6 separate regions of the Homo sapiens genome follow, and all the other regions are linked to region 1. The links are chromatin contacts, found by Hi-C or POLR2A ChIA-PET in ENCODE. All regions are on one chromosome and are shown on one strand. The core of a region is the stretch at or near the end of the contact, and the rest is flanking DNA. Distances in the headings are between cores, read along the strand shown. Region 1 holds the start of ZNF44 (zinc finger protein 44). Region 2 holds the start of HOOK2 (hook microtubule tethering protein 2). Region 3 holds the start of DHPS (deoxyhypusine synthase). Region 4 holds the start of ZNF763 (zinc finger protein 763). Region 5 holds the start of ZNF433 (zinc finger protein 433). Region 6 holds the start of ZNF564 (zinc finger protein 564).

Evidence for each region. A loop is a pair of places that touch in the nucleus more often than their neighbours do. ChIA-PET counts read pairs that join two places held with the same protein, here RNA polymerase II (POLR2A). Pooled maps may share reads with other maps.
Region 2: a pooled map shows a loop between it and region 1 (7-fold over the local background). The contact joins the promoter of HOOK2 here to the promoter of ZNF44 in region 1. A Hi-C loop is called at or near these places in 2 of 37 single-sample maps with no recorded cell type and 2 of 50 pooled maps. POLR2A ChIA-PET finds 5 or more read pairs at or near these places in 2 of 52 experiments (HepG2 and PC-9).
Region 3: a loop to region 1 is called in a pooled map, with 8 times the contacts of the local background. The contact joins the promoter of DHPS here to the promoter of ZNF44 in region 1. A Hi-C loop is called at or near these places in 2 of 37 single-sample maps with no recorded cell type and 11 of 50 pooled maps. POLR2A ChIA-PET finds 5 or more read pairs at or near these places in 3 of 52 experiments (HEK293T, MCF 10A and activated B cell).
Region 4: a loop to region 1 is called in a map of ascending aorta, with 10 times the contacts of the local background. The contact joins the promoter of ZNF763 here to the promoter of ZNF44 in region 1. A Hi-C loop is called at or near these places in 2 of 168 maps with a recorded cell type or tissue (ascending aorta and psoas muscle) and 16 of 50 pooled maps. POLR2A ChIA-PET finds 5 or more read pairs at or near these places in 4 of 52 experiments (WTC11, activated B cell and activated naive CD8-positive, alpha-beta T cell).
Region 5: a loop to region 1 is called in a pooled map, with 6 times the contacts of the local background. The contact joins the promoter of ZNF433 here to the promoter of ZNF44 in region 1. A Hi-C loop is called at or near these places in 1 of 37 single-sample maps with no recorded cell type and 4 of 50 pooled maps. POLR2A ChIA-PET finds 5 or more read pairs at or near these places in 3 of 52 experiments (GM12878, PC-9 and activated B cell).
Region 6: a loop to region 1 is called in a map of PC-3, with 31 times the contacts of the local background. The contact joins the promoter of ZNF564 here to the promoter of ZNF44 in region 1. A Hi-C loop is called at or near these places in 8 of 168 maps with a recorded cell type or tissue (B cell, HCT116, PC-3 and 4 more), 22 of 37 single-sample maps with no recorded cell type and 24 of 50 pooled maps. POLR2A ChIA-PET finds 5 or more read pairs at or near these places in 7 of 52 experiments (CD4-positive, alpha-beta T cell, MCF 10A, PC-3 and 4 more).

The regions. Positions count from the first base shown.
Region 1 is chr19:12,293,628-12,296,133 of GRCh38, reverse strand. ZNF44 (zinc finger protein 44) reads left to right here and starts at 1,251. Exons shown (of 4, transcript NM_016264.4): 1 at 1,251-1,442. The coding sequence starts at 1,440. RefSeq lists an enhancer at 867-916 and a silencer at 1,467-1,696.
Region 2 is chr19:12,774,296-12,776,801 of GRCh38, reverse strand. It overlaps HOOK2 (hook microtubule tethering protein 2), which reads left to right and starts at 1,250. Exons shown (of 23, transcript NM_013312.3): 1 at 1,250-1,397; 2 at 1,905-1,990; 3 at 2,061-2,133. The coding sequence starts at 1,353. RefSeq lists a silencer at 1,187-1,406, a cis regulatory region at 791-1,432 and enhancers at 969-1,647, 1,648-2,328.
Region 3 is chr19:12,680,628-12,683,133 of GRCh38, reverse strand. It overlaps DHPS (deoxyhypusine synthase), which reads left to right and starts at 1,254. Exons shown (of 9, transcript NM_001930.4): 1 at 1,254-1,574. The coding sequence starts at 1,368. RefSeq lists enhancers at 1-33, 557-1,079, 1,145-1,439, 1,080-1,603 and cis regulatory regions at 963-1,497, 1,523-2,023.
Region 4 is chr19:11,963,787-11,966,292 of GRCh38, reverse strand. It overlaps ZNF763 (zinc finger protein 763), which reads right to left and starts at 1,253. Exons shown (of 4, transcript NM_001367172.2): 1 at 1,082-1,253. The coding sequence starts at 1,084. It also overlaps a transcript of ZNF69 not described here. RefSeq lists a silencer at 834-1,033 and enhancers at 1,185-1,479, 1,172-2,125.
Region 5 is chr19:12,034,427-12,036,932 of GRCh38, reverse strand. ZNF433 (zinc finger protein 433) reads left to right here and starts at 1,254. Exons shown (of 4, transcript NM_001308348.2): 1 at 1,254-1,396. The coding sequence starts at 1,394. It overlaps ZNF433-AS1 (ZNF433 and ZNF878 antisense RNA 1), which reads right to left. Exons shown (of 3, transcript NR_134929.1): 2 at 1,161-1,379. RefSeq lists silencers at 1,140-1,299, 1,540-1,589, 1,600-1,719.
Region 6 is chr19:12,550,227-12,552,732 of GRCh38, reverse strand. ZNF564 (zinc finger protein 564) reads left to right here and starts at 1,251. Exons shown (of 4, transcript NM_144976.4): 1 at 1,251-1,403. The coding sequence starts at 1,401. LINC02926 (long intergenic non-protein coding RNA 2926) reads right to left here and starts at 1,007. Exons shown (of 2, transcript NR_187485.1): 1 at 1-1,007. RefSeq lists enhancers at 1-200, 984-1,278, 1,344-1,453, 2,112-2,506 and a silencer at 1,684-1,763.

The sequences.
Region 1 (2,506 bases), core at 2-2,501:
TCAGACACCGAGTTGTGGAAGGAAAGGGCTTTATTCAGCTGGGCTGGGAGCATCGGCGGACTCACGTCTCCAAAAACCGAGCTCCCCGAGTGAGCAATTCTTGTCCCTTTTAAGGGCTTACAACTAGGAGTCCGCGTGAGAGGGTCGTGATTGATGGAGCAAACAGTGGGTACGTGACTGGGGGCTGCATGCACCGGTAACCAGAACTGAACAGAACAGGACAGGGATTTTCACAGTGCTTTTCCATACAATGTCTGGAATCATAGATAACACAGTTAGGTCAGAGGTTGATTTTTAACTACCCAGCCCAGGGCACAAGCCGGGTTATCTGCCTGTGGATTTCATTTCTGCCTTTTAGTTTTTACTTCTTCTTTGGAGGCAGAAATTGGGCATAAGACAATATGAGGGGTGGTCTCCTCCCTTATAGTATAGAGACGGAGTTTCACTCTATGTCCAGGCTGGTCTTGAACTACTGGCCTCAAGCGATCCTCCCACCTAGGCCTCCCAAAGTATTGGGATTACAGCGGTGAGCCACCACGCACTGCCAAGAGGACAGATTCCATCCCCAGTGATTTCATCCCCACCCCAACCAGTCAGTAGCAAGCCTAGCTACCTCCACCCTTTCTCCCAAACTGCCCTTGAAAAACCCCTACCAGAGGACCTTGGATGAGAATAATTTGAGTAGTAACTCCGTCTCTCACGTATCGTAGCTGGCCTAGTGTTTATTAAACTTTTTTTTTAACTGCAATACCGTGGTCTTTATTTGCGTAGCGCGCAGAAAGAACCCATCCAGCGCTTATAGTGGAAGAAAGGCTTGACCTTGCAGGCGACAGCCTCATCCCAAATTCCTGGTCCCTGGAGGACATCAGCACCACCCCCCCACCCACCCACCCCCTGTCCCCCGCTGCTACAGTGTGGCCTGTGTGGCCTCGGCTGCCCTCCTGCTCTGAGGCCAAGGGATGGCTCCACTGGACAGTGAGTCTGGGATTCCTTGCACACAATTGTTCAGGAGGAAGAAGCAAAAAGGGCCCACTGCGTACAGGTAGGAAATTCCGCTTTAAGGCAAACGTTTCCCGGGACGGGTCGGGTCACAACGCAGGGAGGAAGCCCGCCCTGCCAGGGGCCGGGTCTGGAACCTGTTCATCCGGCTGCACTCAGCACTGTGAGATCGCTTCTTCTGTCACTCAGTGCCCAGGAGGCGGGACCTGGAGGGCTACCCAATCAAAGTCGTGGGCGGGTTCCTGAGAATTGTCAATCAGGCGCGAGGCAGAGAGGAGGGTGTGACGTTCCAGGAGCTAGTGGCCTCTTCACCCTGGTGACCTCTGTTCCGTATTCTGTCACTGAGAGACGCCCTGGGACATCTGTGGTGGCTTTTGTCGCGCTGGGACCTACCCTGACTACGGGAGTTGGGAGGACCCGGGACACCGCACAGCCGGGAAATGGTGAGTGTGCGGGGCCCGGCGTCCTGAGGCAGGGCGAAGGGCTGGTCGGAACCAGTCGGAACCGGCTGTGGCGGGACCCGGGCCTCGCCGCAGCGTCTTTGGGGTCTGGGACCTGAGCGCCCCCTGCGCACCTCGGTCCTCGGTCCGTTTGGCCGCAGGGTGGGGCTGGGCCGGCAGCCGGGACCCCGGGCGTCCTGTCCCGTCCCTGAGCTGCGACTGCGGCCCCGGCCCCGGCGCCCCTCTCTGGGCAGCTCCGCGCCCTCAGCCCCGCTTCTCCCCAGATTGTGCGGCGGAACCAGTACAGGTTCGCAGCCCAAGTCACTGCACCCGGACGCCGAGGGCTGCAGCAGAAACGGTTTAATAGGAGAGGACACCCTAGATCCGCCTCCGTGAGAGGTTTGAGGATGGGGTGTTTAGGGGTCTGGACGGGGGTGGTTGGGATGTGGGGTCGCTGGTTGGTGGAGAAGTGAGGGGTGAATCTTGGGACTGGAGGTGAAGAAACCGCATTCTGCTGCTGAGTGGGCTTCCTTGTGGGGTCTTCAGCCTGCTTGGCGCCAGCCTTTCCGCTGGAATTCAAGATCTGAGAAAGAACTTAGACGACTCTTGAGCAACTCTCAGAGATCTTATCCCCAGGCCAATGGGGAAGCCGGCGGTCAGCGTCTGCTGTGACCTGACTCTCAGGGAGGCGGCTTCCTGTGAAGCAGCGGGGCTGAGGGCACCTGGTTAATATCTAACTGCAATCTCGCCTCCAGCCTGGCTCGCAGTTCCTGTGAGCCCGGTGAGGAGGCTGCACGGTGACGGTGGGAGGGTCACTAGGCACAAACCAGACTCGTGTGTGGGGTTTGTGTGTGGGAGGAGCTGTGGTCTCTGTGCTCTTCAGTCCTTTCTTTCCAAGGGCGACCATTTCTCCTCCGAGGCTTTCAAAGATATTGGCATCAGGGTCTTTGAGACCTGTCCCTTCATCCTAACTCCTCTTGGGGCTAACAGTAAATCTTTTGGTTTCCAGAGCCTTCCATATGCTAACTTCACTCCTCAATTCCCAGTAACGTTATGAACCCTTTGTC
Region 2 (2,506 bases), core at 1-2,500, 480 kb before region 1:
ATCACGGCTCACTGCAGTCTCGACCTCCTGGGCTCAAGCTATCCTCCCACCTCAGCCTCTGTAGAGCTAGGAGCTAGGACCACAGAAACACGCCAACATGTCTGGCTAATTTTTTTTTTTTTTTTTTTGAGGAGTCTTGCACTGTTGCCCCCTGGAGTGCAGTGGTACGATCTCGGCTGACTGCAACCTCCGCCTCCAGGGTTCAAGCGATTCTCCTGCCTCAGCCTCCCGAGTAGCTGAAATCAGGCGTGCGCCACCACGCCCAGCTAATTTTTAGTATTTTTAGTAGAGACGGGGTTTCACCATGTTGGCCAGGCTGGTCTCGAACACCTGACCTCGTGATCCGCCCGCCTCGGCCTCCCAAAGTGCTGGGATTACAGGCGTGAGCCACCGCTACCTGGGTAATTTTTAAATTTTTTGAAGAGAGGCTGGTCTCCAACTTCTATCCAAATTAATTCTCCCTCCTAGGCCTCCCAAAATACTGGGATTACAGTCGAGAGCCACCGCGTCCGGCGGGAAAACCCCTTTAGCATCCCCTCTCCCAGTCCATAGAAAGTGCCAGGGCTCGCCCCTCCCCGCACAACGGCTCCGATTATAAAGTGGTTAGACACAAGAATTTACTTAAGGCCGGGCGCGGTGGCTCACGCCTGTAATCCCAGCACTTTGGGAGGCCGAGGCGGGCGGATCACGAGGTCAGGAGATCGAGACCATCCTGGCTAACACGGTGAAACCCCGTCTCTACTAAAAATACAAAAAATTAGCCGGGCGAGGTGGCGGGCGCCTGTAGTCCCAGCTACTCGGGAGGCTGAGGCAGGAGAATGGCGTGAACCCCAGGGGGCGGAGCCTGCAGTGAGCCGAGATTGCGCCACTGCACTCCAGCCTGGGCGACAGCGAGACTCCGTCTCAAAAAAAAAAAAAAAAAAAAAAAGAATTTACTTAAGTTGCAGGGAAAAGACGTGAATGCGCTTGTGTAACAGGGTGGAGCACCTCCGTCTCAAAAGGATCTTGAGGACCTCCCACCCCAAAAAGGGCCAGGGCGAGGATGGGAGGTGGGACCACCCTCGGATGCACAAGGCTGGGCCAGGCTGACCCCTAGCGGCAGGGCGGGCGCCCGAACGGTGCCCGGATCCAAGATGGCGGGGCTGGAGGCAAGAGCGGGCGTAGGGAGGAGATTACGTTCCGAGGCGGAGCCTGGGCTTGGGGGCGGGGCGGGGCCTGCGCCTAGGGGGGCGGGGCGGGGCGGCGCTCTAGGCCGAGCGGGAGGTCGGGGCTGCGGGCGCTCGCTGGTGGCGGACCCGGAGGCTGCTGCGGCGCCGGGGCTCCGTGGCCTGGATTGAATCCGATCGGGAGCCATGAGCGTGGACAAAGCTGAGCTATGCGGGTCTCTGCTCACCTGGGTAGGTCGTGGGGCGGGGCTAGGGGAAGGTGAGCGCCCGCTCCTCTTGCCCGGGATCCCTGGCCCTGGTTCGGTCAGTCTCTTGGTGCTGGGGCTGGGAGGTGCGGGGTCGTCGACTTGCTGGACCGTTGGACTCTGGCCCGAGCACCCGCCCCCGTCACGTGGCAAGTCTGCGTGGAAAGGACAGGTGAGGCCCCGCCCCTCTGTGGTTGGTTCACGTGGGGCGAGGACACAGGTGAATTGGCCTGGTCACGTGGTGCCTGTGGGGCCCAGGTGACTCGCGATACCACCCTGGCCTGGACGCGCAGGGTTTGTTGGGCAGAGGTGAGGTGAGGCCACGCCCCCTCCGGTCTCAGGTGAGCAGAAGCCAGTCCCTCGCAGAGCTGCTGTGGCGGAGCAGCGCCCGCCCCACCATGTGAGGTTCGCTGACTGGAAAAGTCTGCAAAAGGGGAGCGGTTCGGCGCTCCCAGGCCCTAACTCTTTCCTTGTCCTTTCCTTTACCCCTCAGTTACAGACGTTCCACGTTCCGTCTCCCTGTGCCAGCCCTCAGGACCTGAGCAGCGGCCTTGCCGTAGCCTATGTGCTGAACCAGATGTGAGTGGAGCTGAAGGGGAGGATCCCAAAAGTGTCCCCCAGTCTGCTCATCCCACCTTCTCGCCCCCAGAGACCCCTCCTGGTTCAACGAGGCATGGCTCCAGGGCATCTCGGAAGATCCAGGTCCCAACTGGAAGCTGAAGGTGACAAGTGGACTCCTGATTAGAGGACAGACTGGTGAAGAGATGACCAGGGACGGGCCAGCTAGGCACATGTCCTGGGTGATGGGCAGGAAGAGGGACAGATGTCTGGTGATCAACCATTTGTTCATCCATTCATCTATGGAGTACTCACCCTGTGCCAGGCCTGGGCATTCAGCAAGGAATAACACAGACAAAAACCTGCCCCACACAGCCATCATTCTAGTGACAAGCAACACATACACAACCATAAAAATTAACTTCCAGGCTGGGCGCAGTGGCTCATGCCTGTAATCCCAACACTTTGAGAGGCTAAAGTGGGTGGATCACCTGGGGCCAGGAGTTCAAGACCAGCCTGGCCAACAAGTTGAAACCC
Region 3 (2,506 bases), core at 5-2,504, 390 kb before region 1:
CTAGCTCAAACAAACAAACAAACAAAACAGCAACAACAACAACAAAACCATCCTCCCCTCCCGAGGGGACAGAACAGAAACGAATGGGCGAGTGCCGGGCCAAGCAGTGGGTCTCCAGCAGGTGGCATTAAAATAGGAATTTTGGCTGGGGACGGTGGCTCACACCTGTAATCTCAGCACTTTGGAAAGCCCAGGCGGGCGGTCACCTGAGGGCAGAACCAGCCTCGCCAACATGGTGAAATGCCATCTCTACTAAAAATAAAAAATTAGCCAGGCCTGGTGGTGGGTGTCTGTAATCCCAGCAACTCGGGAGGCTGAGGCAGGAGAATCGCTTGAACCAGGGGGGCAGAGGTTGCAATGAGTCAAGATTGCACCACCGCACTCCAGCCTGCGTAACAAGAGCGTGTAACTCTTGTCTCAAAAATAAATTAAATAAATAAATAATAAAAATAAAAAAGAATCTTCATTCATGGGAAGTCGAGAACACATGAAAACAAGTAAAGGCCGAAGCGCAGTGGCTCACGCCTGTAATCCCAGCACTTTGGGAGGCTGAGGCGGGCGGATAACCTGAGGTCGGAAGTTCGAGACCAGCCTGACCAACAGGGAGAAACCCCGCCTCTACTAAAAATACAAAATTAGCCGGGCATGGCGGTGCATGCCAGTAGTCCCAGCTACTCGGGAGGCTGAGGCAGGAGAATCGCTTGAACCCGGAATGTGGAGGTTGTGGTGAGCTGAGATCGGGCAATTGCACTCCAGCCTGGGCAACAAGAGCGAAACCCTGTATCAAAAAAAAAAAAAAGAAAAAAAAAGGAAGAAAAGGCCTAAAGGCGCCGGGCGCGGTGGGTCACGCCTGTAATCCCAGCACTTTGGGAGGCCGAGGCGGGCGAATCACGAGGTCAGGAGATCGAGACCAGGTGAAACCCCGTCTCTACTAAAAATACAAAAAAATTAGCCGGGCGTGGTGGTGGGCGCCTGTAGTCCCAGCTACTCGGGAGGCTGAGGCAGGAGAACAGCGTGAACCCGGAAAGCGGAGCTGGCAGTGAGCTGAGATCGCGCCACTGCACTCCAGCCTGGGTGACAGAGCGAGACTCCGTCTCAAAAAAAAAAAAAAAAAAAAAAAGAAAGAAAGGGCCTAAAGGCTCCTCGCGGCTTCCGTATTACGGAACACACGCACAAAAATGGCGGCGACCTGGTTTACAGGGGCTAAAAATGGTCACGTGATAAACCAACTTCCGGTCTTTCGCCCAAAGCACGTTCCCTACTTCCTGTGCTCTTGCGGAGACGCGCGCGTCGGGGTTTAACGCGTTTCTGGGCCGCCGTAAGCCCGGCCTAGGGGCAGCTTTGACTCGAGAGCCGGCTATAGGCGCATGGAAGGTTCCCTGGAACGGGAGGCGCCAGCGGGGGCGCTGGCCGCCGTGCTAAAGCACAGCTCGACGTTGCCGCCCGAAAGCACCCAGGTCCGGGGCTACGACTTCAACCGCGGTGTGAATTACCGCGCACTGCTGGAGGCCTTCGGCACCACCGGCTTCCAAGCAACCAACTTCGGGCGCGCTGTACAGCAAGTCAATGCCATGGTGAGGACCGGGCGGAATTTCTAGGGACGCGGAGGGGCGTGGCTTGTAGAACCAACGCGGTACTAGACGGGGGCAGCGTTTCCAGTGGAGGGGATATGTCTTTTATTTGAGTTGCCCAATAGTTGGAGGAAGGCGGGACCTATTCTGGGCGGGAGTTTCTGTCCTGGGAAGGGGATTTTGCACTCTGGTAGTTACATGCTGGTACGGTAACCTGAGGAGGCGAGGACTGATTCTTGGTGTGGGGGCGGGTTCTAGGTACATTTAAAGCTTTCTGGAATGGGCGGAGCCTGGGGCAAGACAAATTAAGGGAGGATATGGGAGGAGGAGCCTAAGTCTGGGCGGTTCTTGAATTTAGATTTGCTTTTCCCAGCGGGGAAGGGACCGGATCTGAAAGGAGATGCTCTCTGATTCCTAAAAGGGTGGGGGCTGGCTGGGCGCGGTGGCGCATGCCTATAATCCCAGCATTTTGGGAAGCCGAGGCGGGTGGATCAAGAGAAGAGGAGTTCGAGACAAGCCTGGCCAACATGGTGAAACCCTGTCTCTACTAAAATGCAAAAAATTAGCCGGGCATGGTGTTGCGCGCCTGTAGTCCCAGCTACTCGGGAGGCTGAGGCAGGAGAATCGCTTGAACCCGCGAGGTGGAGGTTGCAGTGAGCTGAGATTGCGCCACTGCACTCCAGCCTGGTGACAGAGCGATACTCTGTCTCAAAAAAAAAAAAAAAAAAAGGCCGGGCACGGTGGCTCATGCCTGTAATCTCAGCATTTTGGGAGGCCGAGGCGGGCGGATCACCTGAGGTCGGGAGTTCGAGACCAGCCTGACCAACATGGAGAAACCCCGTCTCTACTAAAATGCAAAAAATTAGCCGGGCATGGTGGTGCGCGCCTGTAGTCCCAGCTACTCGGGAGGCTGAGGCAGGAGAATCGCTTGAACC
Region 4 (2,506 bases), core at 4-2,503, 330 kb after region 1:
TGTATGACAGGATGGCAGGTGAGACAGGTCTCCTTATACCCTCTCCCTTTAGGAGTTTACATGCAGCAACTGACGCACATTCATGTAAAAACAGACATTATCTGACTGGAAAAACAGACTCCTTGTGGCAAGAAGATACCAAATTACAAACAAGACCTAAGGCCACGCAAGGTAAGGGTAAGTCATGCCTTGGAATTCATAAAATCTCGAGAAACAGGTCTGTTTTTTGGCTGGGATGGAATCAAGTGGCAGATAACAGACCCCCTTCCTTCAGCATTCCTTCCTACCTCCTCCAAACTTTAGACAAACTTCACACTCTCAATCAACTGCCACCTACAGAATCCCTCAACCACCTGTGCCTTCTAACCCCCCTTCCACAGGTCCCGCCCTTTCTGCCAATGGAACTTACACCTTCCAGGCACTGATTCATGATTTTCCCTGCAATTCCTGTCTCTCTGAAATGAATAAAACCAAATTGTCTTGAGCCGCCTCGGGACCACTCACTATAGGCTTCTTGGGGTTGTGTTTCCCTTGCCAAGGTCTCTCCTATTTGGCTACGAATAAACTTTATTTTACATTGTTTGGCTTTTTCAGTTGACAAACCACAAGCCAGGACTGGGTGGTTCTCATTACTGAATTGCTGTTTGCTCAAATGAACTCTTTAATTGTTAATGTACTTCAGTTTAATTTTTAACAGGAGAAAGTGGGAACTGGGGGCCCCACAGACCACTGCTCCTCCCACGCACGAACCCTACACACGAGTCAGGATTTCCCCCATGACCCTCTCGTGGCTTCCGCATAATCTGGGGAGACGCGGGGCTGCGGGCGCGGAACTGCCCAGAGAGGGCTCCGGGGCGGGGCCGCAGTCACCGCGCAGGGACAGGACAGGACACCCGGGGTCCCGGCTGCCAGCCCAGCCCCATCCAGCGGCCGAGGGGACCGAGGGCCGAGCAGCTCCAGGAGGACTCGGTCCCAGACCCTGGAGTCGCCCGCAGGGAGGCCCGGGTCCCGCCGCAGCCGGTTCCGGCCGGTTCCAGGCAGCCTCTACCCCGTCTCGGGACAACCGGCTATGCACACGCACCATTTCCTGGCTTTCAGATGTCCTGGGGTCCTCTCTACAGCTCCTGTGACTACAGAAGGGCACAGCGCAGGAGACAGAGCGATAGAAACCTGGGTAGAGGTACCAGGTCCCTCTCGGGGATGGATACAGCGGATATCAACCACCGGCTGCGCAAGGACAAAGGTGAGGACAGGAATGCGACCCACTCTGTGCCTGGATAAACAATGGGCAGGGCCCTGCCCCGGCACCTCTGATTGGATGGAATGCTAGGCCCCGCCCCTCACTTCTGAGTGACAGCGGAAGCCTTGGGTATCAGGCCCGGCAGAGCCAGACTGACTTGACGGATTCTAGCCACAGCTTCTCTAAGGGCGAGGTGCTTCCTGTACTCTGATTATTGGATATTTGCATTTCAGCCAGACTTGCTACAGATATAAGAGAACACTAGCGTCTTCCTCACTCAAGGGATTTTCCCCGCTCCTTCGTTCTGCACGGGGTCACAGGAGTGTGCAGGGAATTTCAGACTCAGTGTCCATAGGAGCCATCTGCTGGCCTCAGAGCAGCAGGGGAACCGAGACCAGGCCAGGCACGACTGCATCAGGAGAGGCACATGTCCTTGAGCGGGCCGGAATTGGGAATGAGGCATGGCCAAGCCTTGCTCACACACCCCCATCCCCTCCTCACAGTGTGAAAATGCTCCCTGCTTCCAGATCTTCATTTTCACCAGCAGGAAACTCTCACCTGGGGTTAATTTAACCTTCTGACCTAAATAAACTGTCAACTTCATGAACCCTTTATCCAGGTGTCGCCCCCAAACAATTCTGTCTCTAGCCTGATATTCACACATTCTCTTTATATATACAAACAACTCTGCCTCCAGCGACCCCATGCGTGTCAAACCCCAAACCCTGCCCAGAAGACAGCCCCAGGCTCCAGAGGTACAACACCAGAAAGGACAGAACCCCACAAAGGCGTCTGCACGTCTCTTCTGCTTTCCAGGGCTCTGCAGCTTCTCGGAATCCACACTCCTTCTGGAGCTGCTCTGAGCGGCTGGAGGCCACTTGTAGGGGAGGGCGGGCTGCCCGGGAAGACCCCAGGGAATCTCTCTTTCTCTTCCTTTGCAGGATCCACACTGGCCTCGGCGTGGAGTCACTGGCCTGGGGCTCTGCTGCCCCCTGCAGGTTATTCAGCTACTTCTCACCCGACTGATCAGTTCCATGAGACAAACACCCTCAAACCCCTGCTCTCCTCCTATGTTTATGTATAAAATGGGCGAGGAAAATTCTAAGATAACTTAAGTGCATTTAAAAGACTTTCAGATCGCGGTGGAGGTGGCAGCTGAGGGTCCCCTGATCAGTGACACTGCAGCAACTCCAGGCCTGGAGAGAGGGTGGAGAGCTGGAGCTGGATGTGGACAGGTGGAGGGAGCTACTCTGGGAACTGGGCTCT
Region 5 (2,506 bases), core at 5-2,504, 260 kb after region 1:
TTATCTTTAAAACCCTAGCCTCGGCCGGGTGCGGGGGCTCAGGCCTGTAATCCCAGCACTTTGGGAGGCCGAGGCGGGTGGATCATGAGGTCAGGAGTTTGAGACCAGCCTGACCAACATGGTAAACCCCGTCTCTACTAAAAATACAAAAATTAGCCGGGCATGGTGGCGCATGCCTGTAATCCCAGCTACTCAGGAGGTTGAGGCAGGAGAATCGCTTGAACCCGGGAGGCGGAGGTTGCACTGAGCCGAGATTGCGCCACTGCACTCCAGCATGGGCGACAGAGAGATTCCGTCTCAAAAAAAAACCAAAAAAACAAAACCTAGCCTCCCATTTTTTAGGGAGACAGAATTGAATAAAAATAAAACTCTTCTCTTTCATTTAGCCGGCTCTATGTATATTAAACTCCACTGCAATTCCCTGTCTTTTTTTTTTTTTTTTTTTTCGGAGACAGGGTCTCACTCTGACATCCAGGCTGGTAAAATCACAGCTCACTGTGGCCTCGACCTCTCTGGGCTCAGGCGATCCTCTCATTTCAGCCTTCCGAGTAGCTGGGACTGCAAACATGTACCACCACGCCCGACTAATTTTTGTATTTTTTGTAGAGGCGGGGTTTTGCTATGTTACCCAGGCTGGGCTTAAGTTCCTAGGCTCAAGCAATCTGCCTGCCTTGGCTTCCCAAAGTGGTGGGGTTACAGGCATGAGCTACCCCCACCCCCCCAGCCCACCGCCGGACGAGCTAAAGTTTCTATTCAACAGTACTCTATGGCAGGGGTCCCCAACCCCCGGTCCATGGCCTGTAAGGAACCAGTCCGCACAGCAGGAGGTGAGCGGCTGGCGGGCGAGCCAGCGGGCATTATCGCCAGAGATATGCTTCCTGTCAGATCAGCAGAGGCATTAGTCTGTCATAGGAGCCCGAACCCTATTGTGAGCTGCACATGCGAGGGATCTAGGTTGGGTTCGCCTTATGAGGATAAAATGCCTGATCTGAGGTGGAAGTTTCATTCCGAAACTATCTGCCCCCGTAGGAGAACTGTCTTCCACGAAACCGGTTCTGGTGCTAAAAAGGTTACAGACCTCTGGCTTAAAGAATCTATCGCTGGATCCGGTCAAACCCGTTTTCAGAGCCCCGTTACCAAGGGCTTCTATTGTCACTCACGGCTGAGGGGGCGGGGCCCGGCGCTTCGTCCAATCAGGGGCGCTGGGCGGGGCCTGCCGAGTGTCCATCGGGGAGGGCGAAGGCCCTGCTCTCCTCGGTTCCCGGCTCCAGGCGGCGAGCTGAGGTTGGGAGCCTGGCTTTCCCCTCCGAGAGGGTTCAGGTGCCTCTGCCATAGCTTCTGTCGCCTGTGCTGTGACCCGCACTGGTCGTGGGAGTCACCTGAAAGGCAAGAAATGGTGAGCGTGCGGGCCAGGGGTCCCGAGGCGGGGGAGGAGCTGGTTGGAACCGGCCGGAACCGGCTGTGGTGGGACCCGGGCCTCCCCGCGGCGACTCCGGGGTCTGGGACCCGATTTCCCGTGGGACAGCTCGGCCCTTGGTCCCCTTGGCCCCACAGTGGGGCTGGGCCGGCCGCCGGGACCCGGGCGTCTCGTCCTGTCCCTGCGCGGTGACTGTCACCCAGTTCCCAGAGCCCTCTCTGGGCAGCTCCGCGCCCGCTGCCCCGCGTCTCCCCACATTGTGCGGGGACTACGCGAGGGTCATGGGGGGATCCCGCCTCGGGTGTGGGGGTTTGTGTAGGAGGAGGGTGGGCTGTGGGGTCCCCAGTAGCGCCTTTCTCCTCTTAAAAATTAAACTGAGACACGTTAACAATTATAGTTTTGCTTCTCAGAATAGGTTTTAAAAAATATATTAATAATTAGAGTTCCTTTGAGATTCCTGAATGATAAACACCCAGTCCTGGCTTGTAATTTGTTAACGGAAAATGCCAAGCTGTGTAAAATAACTTAAAGAAGTTTATTCAGAGCCGAATAGGAGAGGCCTCAGCTGAGGAAAACACAACCCCAGGAGGCCTGAAGTAAGTGGTCCCGAGGCGGCTCAAGACTGTTTTTATTCATTTCAGGGAGACAGGAATTGCAGGGAGAATCATGCATCAATGCCTGGAAAGGTGTAAGTTCCTTTGGCAGAAAGGGCGGGACCTGTGGAAGGGGGGTTAGAAGGTGCAGGTGGTTGAGGGATTCTGAAGGTGGCCGTTGGTGGAGAGTGTGAAGCTTTGTCTAAAACTTCGAGGCGGTAGGAAGGATTGCTTAAGTGAAGAGGGTCTGGTATCTGTCATATGATTTCATCCCACCCAAAACAAAAGACCTGTTTCTTTAGATTTTGTGAATTCTAAGATTTGACTTACCTCTTGCCTTGCATGGCCTTAGGTCTTGTTTGTAATTTGGTTTCTTATTGTCACAGAGAGTCTGTGTTTCCAGTTGGCTGATGTCTGTTTTAACATGAAGGTGGGTCAGTGGCTATGTGGAAACTCCTAAAGGAAGCGGGTATAATGAGGCCTGTCCAGGTATAGT
Region 6 (2,506 bases), core at 2-2,501, 260 kb before region 1:
CTGGAGAAAAGGTTTGGGAACATGACAATTTATTTAGGTCACGACTTTACATTGACTCCGGGTGAGAGTTTCCTGCTGGTACAAATGAAGGTTTTGAAGGAAAGAGTGTTTCCACACTGTGAGGAGAGGACTGGAGGGCACCTTGAGCTCCCAAAGTTGAATTCTTAAGTGTCCCTGTCTCATCACCAGGTTCTGATCCACACTGGGGTTCCATTTCAGCAGTTAGAGTCTGGGTCCCAAGCTTGGGATTATTTTATTTTATATTTCATTTCTTCATTTCATTATTTCATTTCATTTCATATTTCATTTTTTAGTCTCGCTCTGTCGCCCAGGCTGGAGTGCAATGGCGCTATCTCGGCTCACTGCAACTTCCCCCTCCCAGGTTCAAGCGATTCTCGTACCTCAGCTTCCCGAGTTGCTGGGATTACAGGCACCTGCCACCACGCCTGGCTAATTTTTGTATTTTTAGTAGAGATGGGGTTTCACCATGTTGGTTAGGCTGGTCTTGAACTCCTGACCTTAAGCAATTTTCTCACCTTGGCCTTCCAAAGTTCTGGGATTACAGGCGTGAGCCACCGCGCCCGGCGCTTGGGAATATTTTTAACGTTATGATTGTGGGTTTTCCTTGTGAACTGCGGGTGAAGCAGGCTGCTTGTCTGAGCTAGTTCAAATGTTTGCTTACTTCTCTTGGTTTCTTTATAGATGATCGCTGTCATAAAAACTCCAGTTTTTCCTATACATTTAATACTTTTATTTCTTTGTCCGTTTTAATTTTCTTGCCTGAAAGAAGCAAGCCCTCCTCCCTCCTGTTACACTGTGGTCTGGCCTGGCCTGGGCGCGCCTCCTACTCCGAGGCCAGGGGATGGCTCCACTGGACGCCGAGTCTGTCATTCCCTGTGCACACTTGTGACTCTGTGTCCGGGAGGAAAAGGCAGGAAGGGCACCCTGAGTGCAGAAACACGCCAGTGTCACCTCTGCAGAGCCTGAAACACTTTCTGCTTAAATGCAAATATCCTCCCCGGCACAGAAGGTTACAGAAGGAGGAAGCCCGGCCCGCGAAGGGCAGTGGCCAAGACCCTGTCAATCTGTCTTTACTCAGCCACATACCGCATTGCTTCTCCTGTCACTCAGTACCAAGGGGGCAGGACTTGAATCATCACCCAATCAGGGGCACTGGGGCGGGAACCTGCAAACCATCCAATCAGGAACTCTGCAAGGGGGACAGGGGCAATGTTCAACAACTCCGCGGGGTCTTCCTGTTTCGTGTCCGCTGCGTTTGGGTTCCGGTCTCCGCTTCTCCAGTGGCCCCGGTGGCTCCACCGCAGCGTCTGGCGCGCTGGGACCTGCACAGGCCGGAGAGAGCCGTAGGCAGGACCCCGGGACACCCTGGAAGCCAGGAAATGGTGCGTGTGCGGGGCCGGGCGCCTGGAGACTGGGGGAGGGGCTTGTGGGAACCGGCCGGAACCGGCTGTGGAAGCACCCTGGCCTCCCTGCAGCGACTCCAGGGTCTGGGACCCGAGTTCCCTGGCGCAGCTCGGCCCTCTGTCCCCTCGGCCGCAGGGTGGGTTGGGCCGTAGCCAGTACCCCAGGCGTCCTGTCCCGTCCCTGCGCGGCGACTGCGGCCTCGGCCTCGGAGCCCTGTCTGGGCAGCTCCGCGCCCGCAGCCCCGCCTCTCTCCAGATTGTTTGTACTGGGACACGGGAGGGTCATAAGGCGGAATCCCGTCTCGGGTGTGCGGTTCGTGCATGGGAAGAGCTGTGGGCTGTGGCCTTCCCAGTACATCGTCTTTTTTTCCGGGGGACTGGTCTTCCTCCGAGTCTTCCAAACGTACTGGAAAAAGAATCTCAAACCTACGACTCCCGTTTTTTTTAGCCTAGCTTTTTCTGGGGCTGGAAATAAATGCCTAAATTTCCGGTTCCTTCCCCGCATTCCCAAAGGTGACCTCCCCTCGCCAAATCAACATTATCAGCTGTTTTTTGTTTGACATTTAAGACACAGTATTTTAGTTGTTTATAGTTTCTTTCACCATACTCTTTTGAAAGGATTTGTTTTCTGTTTGTTGTTTTTTTTTTCTTTTCAGACAGAGTTTCGCTCTGTCGCCCAGGCTGGAGTGCAGTGGGAAGATCTCAGCTCACTGCAACCTTCGCCTTCCGGGTTCAAGCAATTCTCCTGCCTCAGCCTCCTGAGTAACTGGGATTACAGGCATGCGCCGCCACGACCGGCTACTTTTTGTATTTTTGGTAGAAACTGGGTTTCTCCATGTTGGCCAGGTTGGTCTCAAACTCCAGACCTCAGGTGATCCGCTCACCTCCGCCTCCCAAAATGCTGGTATTACAGACGTGAGCCACCGCGCCCGGCCTCTTGTTTGTGTACTTGTAACCTGAGAGGGAAACGGAGAATAAGAACCTGACACTCTACGGTAAAATTTTTTTTTTTTTTTGAGACAGAGTTTCGCTCTTATTGCCCAGGCTGGAGTGCAATGGCGCGATCTCAGCTCACTGCAACC